Linked DNA regions of Mus musculus: region 1 is linked to region 2. A link is a contact called in ENCODE Hi-C or POLR2A ChIA-PET data. All regions are on one chromosome and are shown on one strand. The core of a region is the stretch at or near the end of the contact, and the rest is flanking DNA. Distances in the headings are between cores, read along the strand shown.

Region 1 (4,374 bases), core at 394-2,893, 120 kb after region 2:
TTGCATTCCCAGTAGCACAGGAACCACACATGGGGCCCACGCTGCTAATCCCAATATTTAGAAGGTCGAGGTAGGTATCAAGCTCAGCCTCGGCTTCATAGGAAGCTGAAGTCAGCCTGGCCTAGAGGCCCTGTCTCAAAACAACCCCCTCAGCCCCCCAAGAAGCAACACCAACGAAAATCCAGAAAAATAAAAGCCTCAAGAAACTATCAAAAATAAATAAATAAAACAAACAGCAAACAAACACTAGAAAGCAAAATAAAGCAACCCCCACCCCCATGTCCCAGGGCAGGGGGTGGCTCTCCCCGCACCGCTCCCGGGTCCCGCATACCGTGTAGAGCGTCAGGTCGACGTGTCGCCATAGCCACCGGTCATCCACTAGCCTCTTCCAGCGGTGACAGACCCTGGAGGAGTGGACCGGCCGTTAGAACGACCCCGGCCCGCTAGGACCGGATCCGCATCTCCTGCCGAGCCCATGCCCGGCTCTTTCCCCCGAGGAGCGGGGCGGCACCTGGAGATGCGGATCCGGTCCCGGACAGGGAGGTAAGAGAAGATCTCCAAGAGCACCAAGTCTGGGAGGTCAAACAGAGTCGCCATGGTCCAGCTGTCGCACGCTTCCGTTTCCGGTGGCGGCGAGGCCGCGTTCCCTGGACAGCGCTGGGGTGGTCGGACTGGCCAAACCGGCGCGACTTTCAGAGGCCCGCCGAGAATCCCTACTTTTCTAGGAAAGTGCCCGAGGCCCCGGGACTGGACAGGCGCGGGCTGACGACCGTTTAGAGGTCAAGACTAGAGACTGACTAGGCCTGACTGGCTTGGCTAGCGGATGGAACTGGAAATAGGAAAACCTGGATGTGGCTTGGGAGAGGAGGGGGCACGAGGCGTGGCCAGGGCCAAGAGGAAGACGAACAGCAAACCCAGAAGGCTGGAGGTGACGAGTGCCTCGGGGGCGTGGCCATAAGGTGGAGCTAAGTATAAGCAGCAAACCCAAAAGGGGTCCGCAGACAACCCAGAAGGCGTGACTCTAGGAAAACCTGGATGTGGCTTGGTGGAGGAGGGGGCACGAGGCGTGGCCAGGGCCAAGAGGAAGGCTAACAGCAAATCCAGAAGGCTGAAGGTGAAGAATGCCTCGGGGGCGTGGCCATGAGGTGGAGCTAAGTATAAGCAGCAAACCCAAATGGGGTCAGCAGACAACCCAGAAGGCGTGACTCTGGCGAGGAGGGGGCTCAGGGCGTAGTCATAGCCGGGAGACGTGGCGAGCAGAGGCAGGTAGACCCCACGCAAGCTGGGATGAAGAAAGCAACACGCCTAGAAAGCGTGGCTCCGACGGGCGGGGAGTGGTCCTGAGGCGTGGCCAAGGGGCCCAGGGGCCAGGAGGCCCGGGGGCCCGGGGGCCCGGGGGCCTGGAGGCCAGTCAGAGGAAAAGCAGCAAACTCCCAAAGTGGGACTCTGGGAGAGAGGATAAAAGACAGAGACGAAGGGCAGCAGGCGTTGCAAACAAGGCCAAAGTACTAGCATTTGAAAAAGCGCCGCCGAGTGGAAGGGTGTGGCCAGCGGCAGAGGAGCTGATTGGAGGCCGTCCACAACAATGGGAAGGCGTGGCTTCAGTAGGAAGAGACAAGGGGCGCGTCTAGAGCTAAGCGACTAGTGGCGTGCGGAGGTTTGGCTTGTGCTGGAAAAGGCTTAGGGTTACTGCCAAGGCAGAGATCAGCCTGCGACCAGACCGTATGTATACCCAGGAGGCATGACTTGAGCAGGGAAAAGTTAACAGAGCAACAAACCCAGAAACCATGACTTGTGTGGGAAGGGGCTCAAGGACTAGGGATCCTAATTGCGCCTGAAGACTAAACTTGTAAAACCTAGCTTAGGCGGAACAAGGTCCGATATAGGGGATGGAATCAAGTTTGGAATGGCTGGGCGACAAAGGGACAGGCTGGGAGACTTATGACTGGAAGAATGGATAAGAGCAGCGACGGGGGCCCTAAAAGCATCGCTGGAGACAGAAACAAGAGCTAAACCAGGAACTGGGTGTGCAGCTCAGTGGGAGAGCCTTTGGCTGGTAAGCATGCTTAGCAGGCCCTAGGTTCGACCTCCAACACTAAAACAAATACCAAAACAAAACAAGAAAAACAAACCCCACCACTTTTCTTGTATGTATGCCAAGAGACTTAAAGCCTGAGAAGTTTTTTTTCGAGACGGAAACGAATCCGGTAAAGCCTGAGAAGTCTTTTCAGGACGGAAACGAGGCATTGGGGAGACTGGAACATATCTAAGCACTAAAGACACAGAACAGGACTTCATTCGAAACTGAAAGGTGTGACTGGGATGGGAGTGAGGGGCCAGCAGGACGGCCAAGCCAGGGAGGCGTGGCCACAGCCGCAATAGAAAGCAAGAATAATGCCTTTTGCTGCCTACGCATAAGGATTAAATTTTGTATAAGTCGTATTAGGTAAGCACAAGGCGCTGGGTAAGACTTTTCTTTTTCTTGAGTCAATATATGCTTACCTTGCTAAGAATCCTGTCTGCTAAGAAGAAATCGCTCAATAGAGGCAAAACTGGTTGAATTTAAGAAGGGATTCCTCTCCCACCAGCTCTCGCGATTCTTTAATCTGGAACAAGATTAAAGAATCAAAGCAAAAGCTCTTTCCCCGTATGCTATTTCCAACATCTTCGCAGGCAGGACACGGACACGCGGAGTGGTACGCAACATGCATGGCCTCTCAACCAGGATCCGACTTAGTTTTCATCAACTGCAGCCTGCACCCCTGGAGTCTCTGAAACGGTCACTACGACCAGGGGCGGGGAAGCAAGCACAGGGTTTGAGGCTGAGCTTTGAATGAAAGCAGAAAGCCACAGGCCCTGCATGACTCCATTTCGGCACACCTGCAGCCGGGATTCCGCGGTAGGAGGATTGTCTGGCTTGGGAGTAGTCGAGCACCCCGCCGCTGAGATCCTTTAGGTTTCTTCCATGATGAAGGAATCTCCAACACCAGTTCCAACGTCCGCTGTAAATCCATTCTTAGCAAGTCCCAGCTCATCCACACTGCGCAACAGAATCGCAAATCCTAGCCCGGAACCCGGAAGCACCTAAGGGCCGGTGGTTCCGTTATATCACTTCCGCTTCCTGTTTGCAGGCTTAACTCCGGCCGGGGTTCCTCGCTCGAGCTACGAGTTGTGTCGTCGATAGGTTCGAGGATATTGGAGGTGAGAAGGCTAAAATGAGAGGCCCGAGATCACGGGAAGCTGCCAAGACTTGGGAACCTAGGGGTTGCGGGAGGCAAAGCCGGGTGAGTCTGGGGCCCGGACTGCCGCAGTTAAGGGGCGGAGTCGCGACTGTCTGTAGTCCGGGCAATTGAAACTGTAGACTGGGGCTGCAGGGGATTGCATCTGGTGTTAGGGGAACTGTGACCAGAGAGCTCAACCTAGGAAGGGGCTTTAGGAACCTGGGCGACCCCGAAAGGCCTGACTCTGTTGCTTTTCATCCCTCCCTCCACCTGGTGTAGCTCCAGCCACAATGATTGAGGTGGTTTGCAACGACCGTCTCGGAAAGAAAGTCCGCGTTAAGTGCAAGTATCCACCGAGGGGTGACTGGCAGTGGCTCTGGGGCAGATGGTGGTGTTGGATGGTTTCAGTTAAATGACGCTTATGGGGAGGCCTGATTACGTCTTCCTCGGTCTACCTCTTCCTTTCATTTACCTTAACTCCTTCGTGCCCAGCACCGATGACACCATCGGCGACTTGAAGAAACTGATAGCTGCTCAAACTGGCACCCGCTGGAACAAGATCGTTCTTAAAAAGTGGTAAGTAAGTGCAGTATTAGGCTAGAAGGTTTCGGTTGGGGTGAGCACCTCAGGCAACCCCGAAGAGTACGCAGCTTGTTTTCAGAACAAAAGACACCCCACCCCTTATCAGCTTCTCTCTGAATCCCTTAGGTACACGATTTTTAAGGACCACGTGTCTCTGGGAGATTGTATCCTTTTCCTGAAGTTCATGAAAGAAGCCATGTATTTATTTATTTATTTATTTATTTATTTATTTATTGGTTTTTCGAGACAGGCTTTCTCTGTATAGCCCTGGCTGTCCTGGAACTCACTTTGTAGACCAGGCTGGCCTAGAACTCAGAAATCTGCCTGCCTCTGCCTCCCAAGTGCTGGGATTAAAGGCGTGCGCCACCACGCCCGGCAAGAAGCCATGTATTTATCTCGAGTTCTGGTTCTATACTGAAACCTGTACAGAAATTAAGCAAGAGGAATATTTAACTTAGAATGTACCCTGTTGTGACTACTGAGAAAATGGAAACTGTGGAATTATTTTGTTGGTGAACAGGGTGGTTGGTGAAATAGTTTAACTTGGCTTGGAAGGATTTTGATATTCAAG
Region 2 (4,370 bases), core at 1,864-4,363:
GTCCTCTTTCTTTCTCCCTTCCTTCCTTCCTTCCTTTCTTTTTCTTTTGATTCATCTGATACCATCAATTTTTAATTTATATCCCCTAAAAGGCAAATATAGAAGATAACATGGACATTGTCAAGCCAAAGTATCCCTGCTATTTTCAGATACACCACACTGGCAGGTGAGTCTTCTAGTTGTTTACCCCTGGAGTGGCTCCAACTTGTTCCGTAGCTGTAAGTAGTCACACAGGACTGGTTCCTCCTGTAAGTAGAACTAGAACATTCCCCCAGGGAAACTGAGCCCTAGTTTGGATGGGGGGACCCAAAGCAGTCTAAAAGCACTCCAAGAGGTTTTGACTATTTAGGAACACAAACATTTCCTAAGACTAATAACTAACACAGGTGAATTTCCTACCCTGTAAGAGCAGCCAGTGTTTTTAACCACTGACCCCCTTGTTTATTTAGATTGTGCCTTACTATATAGCCCTGAGTTACCTCAAACTTGCAATGATACTCCTGCCAGTCTCCACTACCCATCTGCTAGAATAAGAGCTTGTGTACCACCAAGAAAATAAGTGAAATTCCTGTCAACCCTGGATTAACTCTTGAAGCTCTCGTCTTGCACTGTACAAATATAATTAGTCACTGCTTACCACGCTCCCCTTACCTCCTACGCCCTTCTCCTTCTCCGTGGTTAGTCCTAAACCCTGTCATTTGGTCTCAACTTAGATAGAACTCACTTCTCTTGGGAGTGAATATGATCAAAATACATTATATGAGTTATAGTCATACATATACTTTTTGTGTTTTGTACAATCAACATTGTCAAATAAAAAGGTGTATGGAACATCTGTGCTGGGGAGGAGGAGGAGGAGGAAGAAGAAGAGGAGGAAGAGGAAGAAGAGAAAGAAGAAAAAGAAAAGGAGGAAGAGGAGGAGGAGGAGGAAGCAGTAGCCACCCCAGCCCCAGCTCCTCAGAAATGGCTGAGTGTGTAATGGCATTTGCCACCAAGCCTAAAAACCTAAGGTTCCCCGAGTTCAATTTCTGGGACCCACACGATGAAAGGAAAGATGGACACCTGACACTTACCCCAGGATATACATGCACTCATGTGGACAAAATCAAATGGAGTTTAACCCGTTAAAAGGCTGTGGATATAGCTCAGTGACAGAGCACTTATTTACCATGTCCAAGGCCCCAGGTTCGCCACCTAGACTCTGTCTCAGTCTCTGTCTCTGTCTCTGTCTCTGTCTCTCTCTCTCTCTCTCTCTCTCTCTCTCTCTCTCACACACACACACACACACCTTACCTTTGTGTACTCTCATATAACAAAGGTGTATTAACTCAAAAACTCAGTAGACTGTATGAACTTCCAAAGCTCTCATCAATTGGTAATACAGTTATTCAGGACTGTAAGAACAGGCTTAAGCTAGATTTTTGTCACTACCTCCCTTCACTGGTGTGCTGAAGCTGAAACCCAGGGCCTCACACATTCTAGGCAAGAGCTATATACCACTTCACTCAGAAATCCAAGCATCAGTTAGTCTACAGTGAAAAAAAATCAAAAATGGAGAAAAAAATTTAAATGGAGAAAAATGCCAACAGAAACAAACCATCGAAATGCGAAAATGCATACCTCCTTAAAAAGTTACTATAACAAACAACATGACCTACCCTAGGTTCAAAGATCCTAAAAAGGTATCTGAAAATTTCAATATAAGAACCTTAAAATGGGGGTTGAAGACTTAGTTAAAAGTACATACGGCTCTTCCAGAACCAGAGATCTGGTTCCCAGCACCACACCGGCACCGCACCAGGTGGCTCACAACCTCCTGTAACGCAGCTGTAGGGAGCCAAGGCCCTTTGTGACATCCAGGGGCACTGCACTCAAGGCAGAAACCCACACCCCACACATAAACAGATAACAACTTAAAATAGATTAAATAACAGCAAAAATGCCTTAAAGAGGTCTTGGTTTATAGCTCAGTAAGAGAGCTTACTAAACATGCACAAAGCCCTAGATTCAATTCCCACTATTAGAAAAACAAAGAAACTTTGAAAAGATCTTAGATGCAAAAACACCCAAAAACTTATAACAATGAAGAATTCTGATTTCACACAAAGAAGATATTAGATAATATTAATTTTTTATTATCTTGGCTGAAAGATCAGTATTTACGGTCTTACTGGGTCAGTATCTTCTTTTTTTTTTTTTTTAGAAAATGTATTACCCCGTTATGTAAAAAAATCATGCCTGAAATTCCCAACCTATTCTCAAATAGTTCAACATAAACTGTATTTTAATTTTCCTTGAAAAACCAACCAGTTTAATCAGTACTAACCTAACAAAGCCTCCATTTTTTAAAGTCTGCAAGGAGGCACAGGCCTACAACATTCAGACAATAGCTAACTATTTGGGCTAGGGTGTAGCTCAGCAGGAGAGTGCTTAGCATCATGAGGCTCTGAGTTGCGGCCCCAGCATCAAATCAAGAGTAACTTGTTATCCTTACTTTTCTTCAACACAAAGACCCGGGTCTTTGTACGTTTATATTTATATACAGATAAATGCACTCTGCGAAAGTCTACAACGAAGTTGCCTTTTTAAAAAAATCAGAATGCAATGTGTCTCAGGTAAACATAGGTCCCACGAAAGCGAAATAATCGGATAAAGCATTCCTTTCCATACACACACAAAAAGAAAAACAAGAGGAAAAGGCTGCCCTCACCCACCTTTCAGCCAAAGCTCGGCTCCCCCAAACAGAATCGCCCGGTCCAAGAATGGAAAATGCAGCGTCTCAATGTGATACCAATGGCGAAAAGTCTATTCTTTCTGGGGAGGAAAATAATTCCACGAAGGTTACTTTACACCGGCTTTAGAAGAAAGGTGGGTGCAAACAGCTCAGGGCTGAGTCGGGATGCGCACTCGGGCCGCGGCACCCGGGAAGGCTGCAGAGCCCGGGAAGCCGCGGGACCCCGCGAGCAGAGCTCGGCCCGCCTCCCCGCACAGGCCTACCGAGTCCTCGCCCTCCCCGCGCCGCCCCCGCAGCTCCTCACCGAATCCTCACCGAGCGCTGCGTGGAGAGCCCTCGGACAAACGCCGAGAAGGACTCAGAGCTCGGAGAAAAGGGGGGGCTGGCCGTGACGTCACTTCCATTTCCGGCTCGGAGTTCTCAGCCACGTTGGAGCTCTCCAAGCTGGAGAGAAAAACTTGTTTGTTCCAGCGTCCCGACAGTTGCACCCTTTTTCGGGTGGGTTCATAAGGGGCGTTGAGACAGGAAAAGAGCCGAGAGGTCGAGATCAGAAGCGAGACCTTGAAGGGGGAGCAGTGCGGGGGCGGGGCGAGAGGCGGGACCAGGCCGGGGTGCGCCTCGGTTGATGGCGGACCGGTGGGGCGAGGATGGGTGTGGGGACGCCCCGGTGGAGATGCTGCTGACAAAAGCTTTTCTCTCCCGCCTCTCCCTCACGCTCGCGATGCCCTTAGCCATGTTGCACAATCTGCCAACCCAGGAAAAATGATCCGTTTGGTCCATTCAGTTAGTGCTGTCTCCAGACACCTTTATGTCGACCTGTCTTTGTGTGTCTCTGGACTCTGCTAACACCTCAGTCCTTGATTCCATCACGTTTTCACCACCCAGGGCTGTTAGTAGAGCCCGGACTAGCATCACGAAGCCCTGGGATCCATCGCCAGTACCGTAGATGGTACTAGTGGTGCTTGGGAGAAGAAGACAAAGTTCAAGGCCATCCTTGGCTACATAGTAAATTCAAGGCCAGTCTGTCTGGGATACATGAAACCCTGTATCCAAAATGCTTAGTTCCTAACATCTTTTCCTGATTTTTCGTGATAATGGGGTGTGTGTATGTGTGTGCATGGTTTAACAGAGTAAGCAGGCATGTACATGGCAATGTATGGAGGTCAGGGGACAACTTTCAGGCGTCCGTTATCACCATGGGTTTCAGCAATGGAAGTCAGCTTCTCTTTCACCCACTGAGCCAGCTTTTTGGCCCAAACGACTTAATTTTTAGAGACAGTTTAACAGCTTGGGTGTTTTCTATTTTTGGAATAATTCAGAGTAAAACTAGGTCAGGCATAGTGATATGCACCTTTAACAGCCCTCAGGAGGCAAACACAAGTGGATCTCTGTGAGTTCAAGGCCAGAAAGAGTTATAAACTACTTCATAGTTTCACATGGATCCTATATGGATACTAGCTTTGTGTGTGTGTGTGTGTGTGTGTGTGTGTGTGTGTGTGTGTGTGTCTCATATGGCTGTGACTGTGAATATAAGACATGAACCTAGAAAGGGGACCATGAATGGGAGATCAAAAGATGTTTTAAAGAAATGGAGAAGTTGGTCTGGAGAGATTGCTCAGTGGTTAAGAACCTTTGT

Evidence for each region. Hi-C counts contacts between places; a loop is a spot of excess contacts on that map. ChIA-PET counts read pairs that join two places held with the same protein, here RNA polymerase II (POLR2A).
Region 1: a map of heart shows a loop between it and region 2 (2.1-fold over the local background). The contact joins the promoter of Ubl5 here to the promoter of Zfp266 in region 2. A Hi-C loop is called at or near these places in 1 of 37 maps with a recorded cell type or tissue (heart). POLR2A ChIA-PET finds 5 or more read pairs at or near these places in 4 of 5 experiments (Patski and embryonic stem cell).

Annotation. Positions count from the first base shown.
Region 1 is chr9:20,641,693-20,646,066 of GRCm38, forward strand. Ubl5 (ubiquitin-like 5) reads left to right here and starts at 1,644. Exons shown (of 5, transcript NM_025401.4): 1 at 1,644-3,201; 2 at 3,501-3,567; 3 at 3,714-3,797; 4 at 3,930-3,967. The coding sequence starts at 3,512. Fbxl12 (F-box and leucine-rich repeat protein 12) reads right to left here and starts at 1,114. Exons shown (of 3, transcript NM_013911.3): 1 at 512-1,114; 2 at 332-404. The coding sequence starts at 597.
Region 2 is chr9:20,518,306-20,522,675 of GRCm38, forward strand. It overlaps Zfp266 (zinc finger protein 266), which reads right to left and starts at 3,114. Exons shown (of 9, transcript NM_001082485.1): 1 at 3,039-3,114; 2 at 2,715-2,814.